Linked DNA regions of Mus musculus: region 2 is linked to region 1. The links are chromatin loops, found by intact Hi-C in ENCODE. Cell type or tissue: gastrocnemius. All regions are shown on one strand.

Region 1 (8,000 bases):
TTGGAGATGATGTCATCTGATGATGTCATCACACCTGCACACCAACAAGTGCTCGCCAGTTTCCCCATCTTCCTCCCTTTCCTTTCAACACTCCTGGAGAATGTCAGACATAACCGGTAGAGTTCAGAGCTTCAGTGGGCGATGGGAGCCAGAACAGAGCTTTAGACTCACCCAAGATCACAGACACCCCAAGTTGTCTCCAAACCCTAACTTTCTCACTTGTGAGTTTACTCTCTGCTTCATTTTTCCCTGTCTGAAAAGTTAGACGGGTTGCTGAGGAGAAAGGGTTCCTCATTGTTGTAGATGCTGCTGCCAGGAAAATGCCCTAACATGTTAGCTCTTAGGCTAGGGCATAGCTCACTGGCAGAGCACTTGCCCAACATGCACGCACACACACCTGGGTTTGGTCTGCAGCACTGTGAGGGGAAAAAATTCCTTTTTTTTTTAATTTTAAAGAAAAAATTCTTTCTTAAGCTGGAGAGATAACTCAGAGGTTAAGAGCACTGGCTGCTCTTCCAGAGGTCCTGAGTTCAATTCCCAACAACCACATGGTGGCTCACAACCATCTATCTGTACTGGGATCTGATGCCTTTTTCTGGTCTGTCTGAAGACAGCAACACATATAGTAAATAATTAATTAATTAAAGAAAGAACAATTCTTTTTTAAAGATTTATTTATTTATTTTATGTATGAGTGTTCTATCTGCATGTACACCTGTATGCCAGAAGAGGGTATCAGATCTCATTACAGATAGCTGTGAGCCACCATGTGGTTGCTGGGAGTTGAACTCAGGACCTCTACAAGAACAGACAGTAGATCTCAAATGCTGAGCCATTTTTCCAGCCCAAGAAAAAAAATCTTAACTTTTAGTAAATTTGACTTAGGTGAAGGGTTCCACCCCCATCCTGCCCCAAACCCTGCTATAGGACTTGTGAGTACAGAACTCTACCACAGTGAGCCTTGTCTGTGGGGTCAAGCTGAGGCTTGTAGTGTGATGTCTCTCACTGAAGCCCAACTCAGTGTGACCCTCCAGGCTTCTGTCCTAACCACTCTAAGCCAATCAGCTGCTGTCCCTTTCAACCTGACCCACCATGGCCCCCTGTCTCCAAGTTCTAGGACCCTTCCCTCTCTCTATCACCCTGTTGCTAAATTGCCACTAAAAGGAGAAAAGAAGAAGAAGAAGAAGAAGAAGAAGAAGAAGAAGAAGAAGAAGAAGAAGAAGAAGAGGAAGAAACAAAACACATTTGTTGAGCACCTACTGAGTCCTGGACTCAATGTCCCAAGCATTGCCACTAAGCCTCACGGTGTTCCCCTGAAGTAGACAGTGATTTCTTTTTCATTTTCTCTTTGAGATTATAATATAATTACATCACTGGGCAGTGGTGGCACATGCCTTTAATCCTAGCACTTGGGAGGCAGAGGCAGGCAGATTTCTGAGTTCGAGGCCAGCCTGCTCTACACAGTGAGTTCCAGGACAGCCAGGGCTACACAGAGAAACCCTGTCTCGAAAACAAAAACAATATATATATATATATATATATATATATATATATACACATATATATGTGTGTGTGTGTGTGTATACGTATATATATATATACACATATATATATACACATATATATATACATATATATAATCATATCATCCCCCTCCCTTTCTTCCCTCCAAACCCTCCCATAGCCCCAATAATTATTTCTTTTTTTTTTTAAGATTTATTTATTTATTATATGTAAGTACACTGTAGCTGTCCTCAGATACTCCAGAAGAGGGCATCAGATTTTGTTACGGATGGTTGTGAGCCACCATGTGGTTGCTGGGATTTGAACTCGGGACCTTCGGAAGAGCAGTCGGCGCTCTTAACCACTGAGCCATCTCGCCAGCCCCAATAATTATTTCTTATGATTAACTATACTTTTCTCAGCTACCATGAACATCAAGTTCACAAATTCAGTGATTCCGTTCACAAATTAGGTTCCGTGAGCCTCTGGCTATGACATTTTCACCAATCATTAGCATGTAATCTTGTTACATCTGGATTCTGTTTAAAGACATTATTCAGTGTGCATGTTGTTGATCCCTTAAACACTAATCTAATGGCCGATGCCACTATTACTGCCTGCCTGACAAGGTGTCCCTGACACGTTTTCTTCATAAGGCGCATACAACTTCTTGTGTTCTTGCAAGTAGGAGCCTCAGGTAACACTTGGGCATACACATAGAACCACTCTGTCTCCCTGAAGTACTGAGGATCGAACCTAGAGCCTTGTGTATGCCAGGCAAATGCTTGGCCACTGAGTTAAAACTCTGGCCCTCTTTAAAAAGAAGTGTGTGTGTATGTGTGTGTGCAAGTGCATGTGTGTATGTGTATGTACATATGTGTGTGTGTTTGTGTGTGTGTATGTGTGTATATGTGTGCGTGTGTGTGTGCAAGTACATGTGTGTGTATGTGTGTGTGTTCGAGCATCTTTCACTGACCCATTCAATTCCATAAAGATCATGAAGGCACTGTGAACGTTGGCAGTTTCTTTGGCTTTCTTTGGCCTTGTGCTGACTTGTGAGCAAGCACTACACGACTGACCTATATCCTCAGCCTGAGTCACAAGTATTGGGTTGGAGGGGGCTTACAAATAAATGTTTACAAAGCAGGCAGGGGCAGTGGTGGGGGGGTGCCTTTAATCCCAGCACTTGGCAGGCAGAGGCAGGTGAATTTCTGAGTTTGAGGCCAGCCTGGTCTACACAGTGAGTTCCAGGACAGCCAGGGCTACACAAAGAAACCCTGTCTTGGGGGTGGGGGTGGGGGAACAAAACAAAAAACAAAACAAAACAAAGCAGGCAGGTTCACAAATATAAAGTCAGTGAGGATTGGCAGTTGCATTACTGTTGCCAGTTTACTAAGCCAAAAATGGCCAAGGGACCTAAGTGTTTGTTTGTTTGTTTGTTTGTTTGTTTGTTTGTTTGTTTGTTTTGTAGACAGGCTATCTCTGTGTAATAGACCTGGCTGTCCTGGAACTCATTCTGTAGACCAGGCTGGCCTTGAACTCACAGAGATCCGCCTGCCTCAGCCTCCCAAATTCTGGGATGAAAGGCGTGTGACCTAAATCTTTAATGAGCTCAACTTTGTGACATGCACCTGTGTTTCAGACTTGCTCAGGGTCAGATATCTATTCCAGCTGTCTGACTCTAGAAGCCTACTTTCTAAGCAGGATGCAGTCTTGAATGCATAGCTGACCTTTTTCCAAATCAGGCCCTGTGAGGCAGAGGGTGGGCAGCTGGGTCTCAGGGCAGGGCTCTGAGGTGTGGTGTTCCTACAGTTCTCACTGTGGATGGGAGGCTCTGCCATTTTCCCTTTCAGTACCACCGTCAGCTACACCACAAATGCATCCACAAAAGGCGGCCAGGCTCCCGCCCCTGGTAAGACATTTTCTAATAGGGGTTGGGGGAGGGGGCTGGATGAAATGGACTCTGTCTAGCTATCTAAGCATCGTGTTTGGTCAAAAGGTGTGTGTGTGTGTGTGTGTGTGTGTGTGTGTGTGTTTGTGTGTGTGTGTGAAGCAAGGCTAGCCTAGCCAGCCTCAGGCACTGCAGGGAAACCTCATCTATCCCCCAGGTGTGCTACCACCCCCAACTTTGATGAAGATCAGCAATGGGGATACTGCTTGGAGCCCAAGAAAGTGAAAGGTATGTATGGCATGCAGGCCCCGGGTGGCTCAAGGCTGTGTGTGTCTTGCTGCTCACTCCGTTCCCACACACCTACTCACCTACTAAGCATCATCAGATGCCAAACACTTGGGATTCTGGGCCCCGCCCTTTTCCTTCTCTTACAGCATTCTTTCAAAAGTCAGAGGAAGAATTCTGGGGAAAGAGGCCACCATTGTCCAGATGAGCTTGAGGGTCTAGAAGCTTGGGGTTCTATGGTTTGATGACAAGCAGGTGCAGGCAGGGTATTGGTCCCTACATATGTCCTTCCGACTCCGGAAGTGCTTCGCTCTTGTTATCTACCTCTCAGACCATTGCAGCAAACACAACCCGTGCCACAAAGGAGGGACATGTATCAACACCCCCAATGGGCCACACTGTCTCTGCCCTGAACACCTCACTGGGAAACATTGCCAGAAAGGTAAGAGGAACTGCCTCCCAGCAAGATGTCCCTGGAGACCCGGTGCTTTGCCATGGTCCCATTGACTTCCTTGTGTCCCCAGAGAAATGCTTTGAGCCTCAGCTTCTCAAGTTCTTCCACGAGAATGAGCTATGGTTTAGAACGGGGCCAGGAGGTGTGGCCAGGTGCGAGTGCAAAGGTTCTGAGGCTCACTGCAAGCCGGTGGCCAGCCAGGGTAAGTGGGTGTGCAGGGACTGTGGGGAGGAGGGCAGAGAGTCAGGAACCCCTGGTAGAAGGCTGGGTGCAATGATGTACACAGGTAAGGCTCAGTTTGCACCTCTCCCCACCCCACCCCCAGCCTGCAGCATCAATCCGTGCCTTAATGGGGGCAGCTGCCTCCTCGTGGAGGACCACCCACTGTGCCGTTGCCCTACAGGCTACACTGGATATTTTTGCGACTTGGGTGAGTAAGACCCCGTGTGGAAAGGCTTGCGGAGGTGGATAGAGAGAATGGAAGTGAACCAGAGGGCTCCAACAGACTCATCCGCCGACTGCAGGGAGCCATCTCTCTTTCTCTAGACCTTTGGGCGACCTGCTATGAAGGCAGGGGGCTCAGCTACCGGGGCCAGGCTGGAACTACGCAATCGGGTGCGCCATGTCAGCGGTGGACCGTGGAGGCCACCTACCGGAACATGACTGAGAAGCAAGCGCTAAGCTGGGGCCTGGGCCACCACGCATTTTGCCGGTTCGCGAGAAGGGACCGGGCAGGGGAACTTGCTTTCTCTTAGGGTCCTCGAGGGCCTCCCCACGTTCTAACAGTGCTCCCTCTTGAGATTGCAGGAACCCAGATAATGACACACGTCCATGGTGCTTCGTCTGGAGTGGCGACAGGCTGAGCTGGGACTATTGCGGCCTGGAGCAGTGCCAGACGCCAACGTTTGCACCTCTAGTTGTCCCTGAGAGTCAGGAGGAGTCCCCGTCCCAGGCACCATCTCTGTCCCATGCACCAAATGGTTAGGCAGAGGAGGGGGTCCCGGCGCAGAGGACATGGGTCTCTCTTATTCCTGGCAGCCCGTGCCAGGTATCCATGGCCTCAGCCAGTCTCTCCTTCCACAGACTCGACCGATCATCAGACTTCTCTGTCCAAGACCAACACGATGGGCTGCGGACAGAGGTTCCGCAAGGGACTGTCCTCGTTCATGCGCGTGGTGGGCGGACTAGTGGCTCTGCCTGGGTCGCACCCCTACATCGCTGCACTGTACTGGGGTAACAACTTCTGCGCGGGCAGTCTCATCGCCCCCTGTTGGGTGCTGACCGCGGCTCACTGCCTGCAGAATCGGCAAGTGCCACCCTCGGTGACCCCCTAGACCGCTCCTACCGTACCCGCACCCTACTCTTTCCCTGCCCGCCATTCTTGAGCTCCCTCGAGGGGTTGGAAACTAAGGCACCCCCAGAGCATTTGTAGCCGGTCTGAGCCTGCTGCCTGTCCCCCACCCGACTGCAGGCCAGCGCCCGAGGAACTGACAGTGGTACTTGGTCAAGATCGCCACAACCAGAGCTGCGAGTGGTGCCAGACTCTGGCTGTGCGCTCCTACCGCCTTCACGAGGGCTTCTCCTCCATCACCTACCAGCACGACTTGGGTGGGGTGGCCCTACAGGGATAGGGAGAAAGGATGGCGGAGGGCTGGGGCCCTATGTCGCCATCTAACCTTTGCCTCTCGGGGTAGCTCTGCTGCGCCTGCAGGAAAGCAAAACCAACAGTTGCGCGATCCTGTCACCTCACGTTCAGCCTGTGTGTCTACCCAGCGGCGCGGCCCCACCCTCTGAGACAGTGCTCTGCGAGGTGGCCGGCTGGGGTCACCAGTTCGAGGGTAGGCACAACTGTTGGGCGCTGGTTGGAGACTTTTGGTTATCTAGGAGCGCAGTTGGTACGCCCCGATGAATCTGGGGGACAAGTTTCACTGACATGACAGTTGTAAAAAACGCACAGAGCCCTTGTCTCTGTAGCGTGACTTTCCCAGATTCTAGAATTCTCTGTCGAGATTCCAGAGCCCCTTGAGGTTTGTTCTAGTTTTTTGCCTTCTATTGTGGCGTTAAACACCATGACCAAATCCAGCTTAGGCAGGAAAGGTTTTATTTGGCTTCCGAGGTTGCAGGGTTTCTTGCTGTCCACCATTGAGGAAGCCACAACAGGGAGTGGAGGCAGGAACTGAGGCAGGAAACGGAAAGGGACACTCCTTGCTGCCTTTCTCTTCATGGCTTGTTCAGCTTTCTTTTTAAAAAATTCACTTATTTTTATTTTATGTGCATGTGAGTCTGCCTACAAGCATATGTGTGCACCATATGTACATCTGGTACAGGGGAAGCCAGATCTGTAATACAGGTTAAAAACCACGGTGTGGGGGCTGGGAACGGAACCAAGGCCCTCTGCAAGAACAGCAAGAGCTCTTAACCTCTGAGCTAGCCCCCAACACCTTGCGGCTTGCTTACTTTGCTTTGCTTTTCTCTTTTCCTCTTCCTCTTCCTCTTCCTCTTCCTCCTCCTCCTCTTTCTCCCCCTCTTCCTCTTGTTTTGTTTTTGTTTTTTGTTTTGAAGGCAGGGTTTCTCTGTGTAGTCCCAGCTGTCCGGGAGCTGTCCAGGAGCTGTCCAGCTCTGTAGACCAGGCTGCCTTCAACCTTAAGCACTCCATCTGCCTTTGCCTCCCAAGTGCTGGGATTAAAGGCTTGCACCTTTCTGGCTCAGTTTCTTTCTTACACAATCCAGGCCCACCTGTTCAGGGCGGCATCACTCACAGTGGGCGGGGCCCTTTCACATCAACCATTAATCAAGAAAATGCCCGGGGCTGGTGAGATGGCTCAGTGGGTAAGAGCACCCGACTGCTCTTCCGAAGGTCCAGAGTTCAAATCCCAGCAACCACATGGTGGCTCACAACCATCTGTAACGAGATCTGGCGCCTTCTTCTGGAGTGTCTGAAGACAGCTACAGTGTACTTACATATAATTAATAAATAAATCTTTAAAAAAAAAAAAAAAGAAAATGCCCTACAGATATTGCCCTAGGCCAATCTTCTGGAGGCATCTCTTCGGGTGAGGTTCCTTCCCCCCCTAGATGACTCTTGAGTGCGTCAAATTGACAGACAGTAACCCAGCACAAGGATTACAGGGAGACTTGAACTGTCTTGTGCTTCTTTTGGGCTCCAAATTATAAAGGCTTAACCAGGACTTTGTCCCCATGCTGGAGCAATGGAGACAATGGAGAGAACTATTCTGGGAGCCAGGTTCTGAGCCACTGTGTGGAAGAGGATAGGAAGTGCTTCCTGTGTTTTAAGCCCTGCTCTTCTCTGGGCTTCAGTGTCCTTGCCATGAAATACTTATTGGCAGGTCCCTATCACTCAGGCTTGCTGTGAGGGAGCAAAGCGGAGTAGGTGGGGAATTGTCTGGTAGCCTGGCCCACGCAGCAAGCTCAGGTCCTCCCCTCTGATTTGCAGGGGCTGAAGAATACTCCACCTTCCTGCAGGAGGCACAGGTTCCCTTTATCGCCCTGGATCGCTGCTCCAACTCTAACGTGCACGGAGACGCCATTCTCCCTGGGATGCTTTGCGCTGGCTTCTTGGAGGGAGGCACCGATGCCTGCCAGGTCAGCCCTGGGGTCCTGGTAGGTACCTTGGTCCCTGCCTGTCAAGCATAAGGCAAGAACCACGTGCTGCCTGTTCCCCACCCAGGGTGACTCCGGGGGCCCTCTGGTGTGTGAGGAAGGAACTGCAGAACATCAGCTCACCCTGCGCGGAGTCATCAGCTGGGGCTCCGGCTGTGGTGACCGCAACAAGCCCGGAGTCTACACAGACGTGGCCAACTACCTGGCTTGGATCCAGAAGCATATTGCTTCATAACTAACCAGGCT
Region 2 (8,000 bases), 96 kb before region 1:
ACAGAGAAACCCTGTCTCAGAAAAAAAAAATTTGTACACATAAAGAACAAAGGAAACAACTATTCTCTTTATAAGTTCTGCTGAGATTGTGGGTGGGATGATAGCTTGCCAAATAAAGAATGTGTGAACCCACAAAACAGCTATGGTGAGATGCTACCTGTATCCTCAGCTCCTGGCAGGCAGAGACAAGATCCCCATGGCAAACTGGCTAGGTGGACTAGCTAGAATCAGTGAGCCACAGCTTCAGAGACTCAGAGCAAAGTAGAAGGCGGTGAAGAAAGATGCTCATTGTTAACGTTTGACTTAAACACAGCACACACACACACACACACACACATGTATATGAAACTCACACTCATGCACACATGCCATACACATGCACATGCAGAGAGTTTTACCAGTTGCCTACGCTGTTCCAGGGATGAGAGGAACAGCCCGTGTTCTCCAGGTGCCAGCCTTCCAGAGCGAGATAATTTACCAGTGCCTGTTTTCTGCTCCCTGCTGCTTCTGGACTCTGCTCCACTTGTGCGTAAGAAGCTGCTCCGGCTACCAAGTACCTGGCTTCTCAATCCTTGGACTTCCTGCTTCAGCTGCACCTCCTTTAGAGACAGAATCTCTGGCACTTCCACTTGCCTTAACCTCATGCCCTGGCCTCTCAACAATGAGCTTAGAGACACCCAGGTTCATCTTGCCCACATGTTGACACTCCCAAGCCCTGTGCTCAAGACAGTGACAATCAGCCTTGCTCCTAGCATCTTCCGGCTGCCTCTTACCTTCCACTCTACTTCCCCCACACCTCGCACTTGGAGTTGCTCCTCCCCTCCTACTTCATGTGACTGGTCAAGCCCTCAGCCTCTGGCGAATCCACTGACATCTGCTCACATCTGGAGAAATCCACTTACAAAGACTTGACTGTTGTCTCACATAGGCAGGTCCTGCAGGCTTCCTGCGCTGCTACTGTCCCAGAGGAGCCATGCTGTGCAGGTTTGAATGCGAATGACACCCATAGACCCATAAGTTCGAATGCTTGGTCCCCAGTTAGTGGAACTGTTTGGGAAGGATTGGGAGGTGTGGCCTTGATAAGGGGGTGTGTCACTGGGGTTAAGCTCTAAGGTTTCAAAAAGCCATGCTAGGAAGAGTCTCTCTCTTTCTGTCTCCCGCTTGTGGATCAGATGTGAGCTCTCAGCTACTGCTCCAGTGCCATGCCTGACTTTCATACTGCCACGCACCCCACCAGGATGAACACGCAGTAATTCTCTGAAACTGTCAACAAGTCACCAGGTAAATGCTTTCTTGTGTAAAGTGCCTTAGTCAGGACATCCTATCACAGCAGCAGAGCAGTAACTAAGACATCTTCAAGCCTTCCACTTCCACCTACCCCCACCTCCTAGACGCTGTCAGGACTCAGCAGTGAGCAGACGTGAACTTCTGCCCTCCTCTGCTGTACTAACAAAGGGTCCAGCATCTTCATGCATCTTTTCCTTCCTGGCCCTACAGAAGGAGTGTTTGTCTCTAGATTGTGCTCCCATGGGAAGTGTCCAGTTAGTTTCTTTGTGGGACTTTTCCTCATTCATTCATTCATTCATTCATTCACTGACATTAGCATCTTGCCATTTTCTTCCTTCCTTTCTTTCTTTATTTTTTTAAAGATTTACTTATTTATTTTATGTATATGAGTACATTGTTGCTATCTTCAGGCACACCAGAAGAGGGCATAAGATCCAATTATAGATGGTTGTGAGCCACCATGTGCTTGCTGGGAATTGAACTCAGGACCTCTGGAAGAACAGTCAGTGCTCTTCACCACTGAGCCATCTCTCCAGCCCACCATCACCATTTCCAATACCAGAGAAATGACAGATGCTCTCTGATTTCAAGTACGAAGAACAACCTTCCATGGCCCTCACGTTCCCTGTCTGCCTCCTCCTCCCACTTCTCGGTTCTGCTCACACTGAAGCTCCTTGAAACCATTGAATTACTCTCATTTCCAGTTTCTTGCCCCCTCTCTCCCTAACTTCAGTTTCCTCTTTTTCTACTTTTCCATTACATAATGTTTCAAAGTCACGGACTCCCTGCCAGACCAAGCTACACATTGAGACCCTGGGACCCCTCTGCTCCTTGGCAGGACTCCTTGTCCTTCCTGAAAGCATCAGTGGTCTTTTCTGCACAATTACAGCGTCTCCTCCAGATTGGCTCACGTTTTTCCAGTGCTCAGGGATGGAAGCCAAAGCTATTGTCCAGCTAGCCAAATGTTCCTCCAGAAGCAGCCCCAGCTCTTCTGCTATCTTCTCTGTTACTGATCCTCTCAGAGTTCTTGCAGATCAGCCTGTCAAGTCGTCTGGAAGCCTCTGAAGAGTGCCCATGGCTAGGCTCACACGTACAGCTCTGGTTTTTTTGTTTTTTGTTTTTTGTTTGTTTGTTTGTTTGTTTTTTAAATCAGTTGGGGACAAGGGACTTTGGCATTGGTGTTTGGGTTTTCAAATTCTGGGATTATTCTGACATGTGTCCTGAGCTGAGCACCACTGGTGTAGGTAAGCTAATCACTGCCTTCATTTTCTTAAGATTTGCTTATTTGGGGGCTGGTGAGATGGCTCAGTGGGTAAGAGCACTGACTGCTCTTCCGAAGGTCCGCAGTTCAAATCCCAGCAACCACATGGTGGCTCACAACCATCCGTAATGAGATCTGACTCCCTCTTCTGGAGTGTCTGAAGACAGCTACAGTGTACTTACATATAATAAATAAATCTTTAAAAAAAAAAAGTGGATAACTCACCAGGCATCTTGGCTCATGCCTTTGGTCCCAGTGCCTGGGAACCAGAGGCAGGTAGATCTCTGTGAGTTGGAGGCTAGCTTGGTCTATGGAGTGAGTTCTATACCAGCCAGGGTATACAATGAATACTTGTTTCAAAAACAAAAACAAAAACAAAACAAAACACAAAAAACAACCATGGATAATGCAGTACATTTAAAAAAAAAAGAAAAAAAAAGATTTGCTTGTTTGTTTGTTTATTATTTTTCTGAGACAGGGTTTCTCTGTATATCTCTGGCTATCCTGGAACTCTATAGACCAGGCTGGCCTCGAACTCAGAGATCCATCTGCCTCTGCCTCCTATGTTCTGGGATCAAAGGTGTGTGCCACCACCACCACAGTGATTTATTTATATTTATGTGTGTGTCACTTGTGTGTCTGTGTGCATGAAGTGTATGGCATGCCCATGGCAGCCAGAAGAGGTCAGAGTGCTTAGATACCCTCTGGAGTTTTAGACCCATTATTAGTCACAATGTGGGTACTAGGAACCAAACTTGGGTACTCTACAAGAGCAAAATTGTTCTTAACTGCAAAATCTCTCCAGCCTTTACACATCACTACATTTTAAAGGCCATTTAAATACTGGTAGTTTTCAAAGGCATGTCTTCCTTCAACATAGACTTTCTGGGGATGGAGAAGTGGCTTAGTGGTTAAGTGCTTACTGTTCTACCAGAGGAGGAGTTTGTTTCTCAGCACCCACATGAAGTGGCTCACAAATGCCTGCAATACCTAGGAATAATACAACTCTCCCCTGTTCGCTATAAATCTTTGAACATGCACACACATACACACTTACACACAGATATACACACTCACACATGCATGAACACACATGCAATACACACTCACATGCATGCATGTGCACATACACACAAACGTATGCATGTAGGCACACTTGTACATGCACACACACACACATACTTCATGCTCACTACAGATCTAAGAATCCCACTGCACACTGGACATCTGGATATCTAAAAGACAATCCTGGGTCTAGGGCTGTAGCTAAAGGGTGATAACACTTATCTAATAGATGTGAAACCCTTGCCCACCAATACTGCTGAAAGAAAAATATCTCCAACTTTAATGTGGGACGAGAAGTTAGAAGTTGGGACTCAGTGCATTACTCTCCCAAGGCGTGTTTGAGAACAAAAAGAAAAGTCTAGAAGGATGTTAGATGCTGAGAGTCAGGTTAGCACAAACAGTCCTGGCAAAACAGCATCGCCCACAACCAATCAAGCAATCGTAGAGCCACAAGGCCAGGAAACCTCACCTGAGCAGCTGCGGCATGGAGGCCTTCTCCCTCAGTGGGTAGTCACAGCCCTTGCTACTTCACCAAAAACAAGGACACACCGGAGTCCTGGTCATAACCAAAACTGGAATCCAGAACTCTGGAGGCTTTGGTCTGTTAACCTCTTCTTCATTAAAAATCCCAGTTTCAGGGCTGGGGATATGACTCAGTGGTAGAGAGTTTTCCAGAATGTACAAGGTTAAGCACACTGACTGCTCTTCCAGAGGTCCTGAGTTCAAATGCCAGCAACCACATGGTGGCTCACAACCATCTGTAAGGAGATCTGACTCCCTCTTCTGGAGTGTCTGAAGACAGCTACAGTGTACTTCCATATAATAAATAAATACATATTTTAAAAAAAGACTCTGTCTCAAAAAAAAAAAGCAAAAAACAAACAAACAAAACAAAAAACAGTCAAAGTCTCAGTTGCATGGGGATTTCCATCTTCTTCCAACTAGTTTAGAAGACCTTCAGAACTAAGAGACCTGGCCATGGAGCTGCAGGGATCCTGGCCACCAGAGGGCGCTGTATCCTTCCTAGTCCCTGCCTGTTCCAAACCTGGAGGCTGTGTGTTCTTGAGAAGATCCAAAAAGATGCACCCAGGCCCATGCCTTTCTGTGGAGCAAGAAAGGTCCTTGGAAGCCTTTCCTGTCGGCCGGCAGATGGCCAGGAGCCGTCGAAGTGCCATTCTCTTTCCTTCATTGCACCTTTGCAAGCCTTCCTTCATCTGATCATATCAACTCCGTGCAGGTTCTGAGGGCAGGCACAATAGGGGCACAGTATATCACAGGGTGGAAAGTGCTATGGGGAAAACAAAGTAGGTTAAAGGACTAGGGTATGATACAGGTATGGTATCATGGAACTGCTGTTTTAAATATTTAAAATGTCTTTGTTTATTCTATTTGTCTGTCTGCATGTATAATCTACGCACCATGTACATGCCTGGTACACAGGGAAGCCAGCAGAGGGTGTCTGAAACCCCCTGGAATTAGAATTACAAATGGTTGTGAGCCACCATGTGGGTTCTGAGAATCAAACCTGGGTCCTTTGAAAGATCCGCTGGTGCTCTTAACTGCTGTGCCATCTCTCCAGTGGGGACTGCTGTTCCAGATGGGGTGCTCGGAGAAGACCCCAGGAGGAGGCAGTATTCAAACAGAGAAAAAAAAAATAAGGCTTTTAGATCCCTACAGAAAAAAAAATAGTTGGGCTGGAGAGATGGCTCAGTGGTTAAGAGCACTGACTGCAGCGGGGTGTGGTGGCACATGCCTGTAATCCCAGCACTCGGGAGGCAGGGGCAGGTGGATTTCTGAGTTTGAGGCCAGCCTGGTCTACAGAGTGAGTTTCAGGACAGCCAGGGATACACAGAGAAACCGTGTCTCAAAAAAAAAAAAAAAAGAAAGAAAGAAAGAAAAGAAAAGAAAAGAAAAAAGAAAGAAAAGAAAAAGAAAAAGAAGAAAAAGAAAAGAAGAAGAAGAAGAAGAAGAAGAAGAAGAAGAAGAAGAAGAAGAAGAAGAAGAAGAAGAAAAAGAAGAAGAAGAGCACTGACTGCTCTTCTGAAGGTCCTGAGTTCAACTCCCAGCAACCCCATGATGGCTCACAACCATCTGTAATGGAATCTGATGCCCTCCTCTGGTGTGTCTGAAGAGAGTGACAGTGTACTCATATATAGAAAATAAACAAGTAAATGTTTTTTAAAAAAGAAAAAAAAAGTGTTTGAAGATAAAGAAATTGTGAAATGCAAAGGGGCCCTAAGGCGAGAATATACTTGGGGGTGTAGAACCAGGGCCAGAGTGGGCTAAGTGGAGTGGGCGAGTGTGAAAGAGCTCTGCCAGTTTTATTTCTTTTTCATGTCTTAGAGAGTCAGACTTAACATCTTCCCCAAGAAGCTAAGCATAACCTCCTCCTTTCCCTTATTTTTATTGTATTTCTTTTCTTTTCTTTCTTTTTTCTCCTTTTACTTATTTTGAAGCAGGGTCTCATTAAATGGCCTAGGCTGGCCTTGAACATGTAACCCCCCTTTTCCCCAGTAGCTGGAATTACACAGGCCCTGTGCTGCCAGGCCCAACACTTGACCCAGTTTCTTAGTCTTGGGTAGGTCTTAAGGATTTTAGTTTTATTTTAAATCGAGTGTGAGCCCACTGGAATGCTAAAAAGATGAAGTGTGATCTCTGTTTTAAGAATATCACATCCGCAACGGCAAGAAGACTGGGGGGTGGGGTGGGGGGAGGCAAGGGTGATAGCGGGGCGGTCAGCAAGGAGGCTCGTAGGTGTTGAAGCATTCGATGGAGGTGAAACAGCAGCAAGAGTTAGCTGCTGCTGTTCAAGCCAGTCTACACAAGGAGACCTTATTTTATGTGTATGGGTGAAACAGCAGCAAGGGTTAGCTGTGAGAACATCGGGAGATGATGTAGATGAGAAGAGACATATAATTTCATAGGTTCTGCGGAACCAACCAGGTGAATGATGTCATTGGCTGAGACCAGGAAGGAGTGAGAAGAAAGCACAAACTTGGATTGTTTGAGAAACCTTCCTGGCAGACACGTAGACAAGGTATACATTATTGGTGTCTGCAGTTCTTGAGGAAAGAGCTCGGGCTGACCATTTTCAGTGTTATTGAAAGCCAAAGGAGAGTAAGGGCTCTTAAGGTGTGAGTTTCATGACCAAATGGCCAAAGACTGGAGGCCGATGAAGTGTTATAGAGGGAAGGAAGCCTTGAAGCTAGAAAGATTGGGATTTTAGATGAGGAAGCTGCTGGGCTTGGTATGATCTCAGCCCTCCGGAGGGAAGAGCTGGAAGATCTGGGAACCCATGCAAGTTCAAGCCAGTCTACCCAAGGAGACCTTATTTTATGCGTATGGGCGTTTTCCCTGCATGCATATGTGCGCTATGTGTGCACCAGATGCCTAGAGAGGTCAGAAGAAGGCGCTGTATCTGGGGGGGTGGGGGTGGGAAGAAGAAGATAGAAATGAAGGAATGGAAAAAGAAAAAACCCCTGATCAACCTGGTGTAGACCAGCATTCCTGTCAGAACAGGATGAAACCTGAAGGCTGCAGCTGACTTAATTGAGGTCATAGAAGACCTGGAGAAAGAGTCAATAGTATAGGGGACGAGGGACAAAGAGGGAAACGTGATGGAGACAGAAGCATAGCAGATAGCTAAAGAGGGTGGTTTTGTTTTTTTGGTTTTTTTTTTTCTTCAGTTTTTCGAGACACGGTTTCTCTGTGTAGCCTTGGCTGTCCTGGAACTCACTACATAGATCAGTCAGTCTGGCCTTGAACTCAGAGACCCACCTGAAGAGGATTTCTTCAAGGATGACAACTCCCATAAGAATTTATGTACTTGGGACAATGATGGGGAAGAGGGGGTGTGATGATGGGGGGGCTGGGCAAGGGGAGGCTGTGCACCTCTCTACTGACTCAAACATTCAGGAGAGCTCAGCTTTTCCTTCTGCCCACCCTTGGCTAAGACCGAGGCTAAAGCAGGGGCTCTGAGAACACTCCGTGGCAGCCCCTTCCATCCCAACCGCATTGGAAGAACTGTGTACTCTGGACTGGGGTTAAATGGGAAACAATCCATTCCAATAGTGGTTCTGGGGGCTCTGGGTGGAAGTCCCATGGCTGTGGACTCTACTTACACCGTCAGACAACAAGTGGCGCTAAGCCCGCCCCCGTTGGCTCTTACTATGTATGTATTTACTTGTTTGTTATATCCTGCAAGCCTTTGGTTGGGTTTGGTGTTGAGGACTGAAACAAGGGCCTCCAGAGAGCTTAGCTACTGAGCTCCACCACTAAGCTACATCCCGAACACCAGGAAGCCTAACTTGAAACTACCCTATCTCGCTTCTCCAGTTCCTAGAGAATCTGAAATCTGATGATGCTGACAATATTGACCTCTAACAGT

What was found. A loop is a pair of places that touch in the nucleus more often than their neighbours do. Peaks named below come from ENCODE experiments on the same cell type or tissue, not always from the same donor. Only the 100,000 strongest peaks of a DNase experiment are listed, where the experiment ranks them.
Region 2: it touches region 1 in a loop (4-fold over the local background); 13 of 42 quality-filtered maps call a loop at or near these places.

The regions. Positions count from the first base shown.
Region 1 is chr13:55,418,088-55,426,087 of GRCm38, reverse strand. F12 (coagulation factor XII (Hageman factor)) reads left to right here. Exons shown (of 14, transcript NM_021489.3): 3 at 3,316-3,415; 4 at 3,612-3,682; 5 at 4,011-4,121; 6 at 4,204-4,335; 7 at 4,459-4,563; 8 at 4,680-4,845; 9 at 4,941-5,113; 10 at 5,217-5,439; 11 at 5,605-5,741; 12 at 5,828-5,971; 13 at 7,588-7,736; 14 at 7,822-8,000. The coding sequence ends at 7,989. Among named protein-coding and RNA genes, the nearest start is that of F12, 4.7 kb to the left of the region's middle. In gastrocnemius, CTCF peaks have their summits at 4,785 and 5,415 (motif pointing left); DNase peaks (open chromatin) are centred at 4,516, 4,775 and 7,847; H3K4me3 peaks cover 1,110 bases; H3K27ac peaks cover 641 bases.
Region 2 is chr13:55,513,782-55,521,781 of GRCm38, reverse strand. No RefSeq gene overlaps it. Among named protein-coding and RNA genes, the nearest start is that of Pdlim7, 4.3 kb to the right of the region's middle. In gastrocnemius, no CTCF peak of the experiment used is centred here; a DNase peak (open chromatin) is centred at 4,629; H3K4me3 peaks cover 293 bases; H3K27ac peaks cover 375 bases.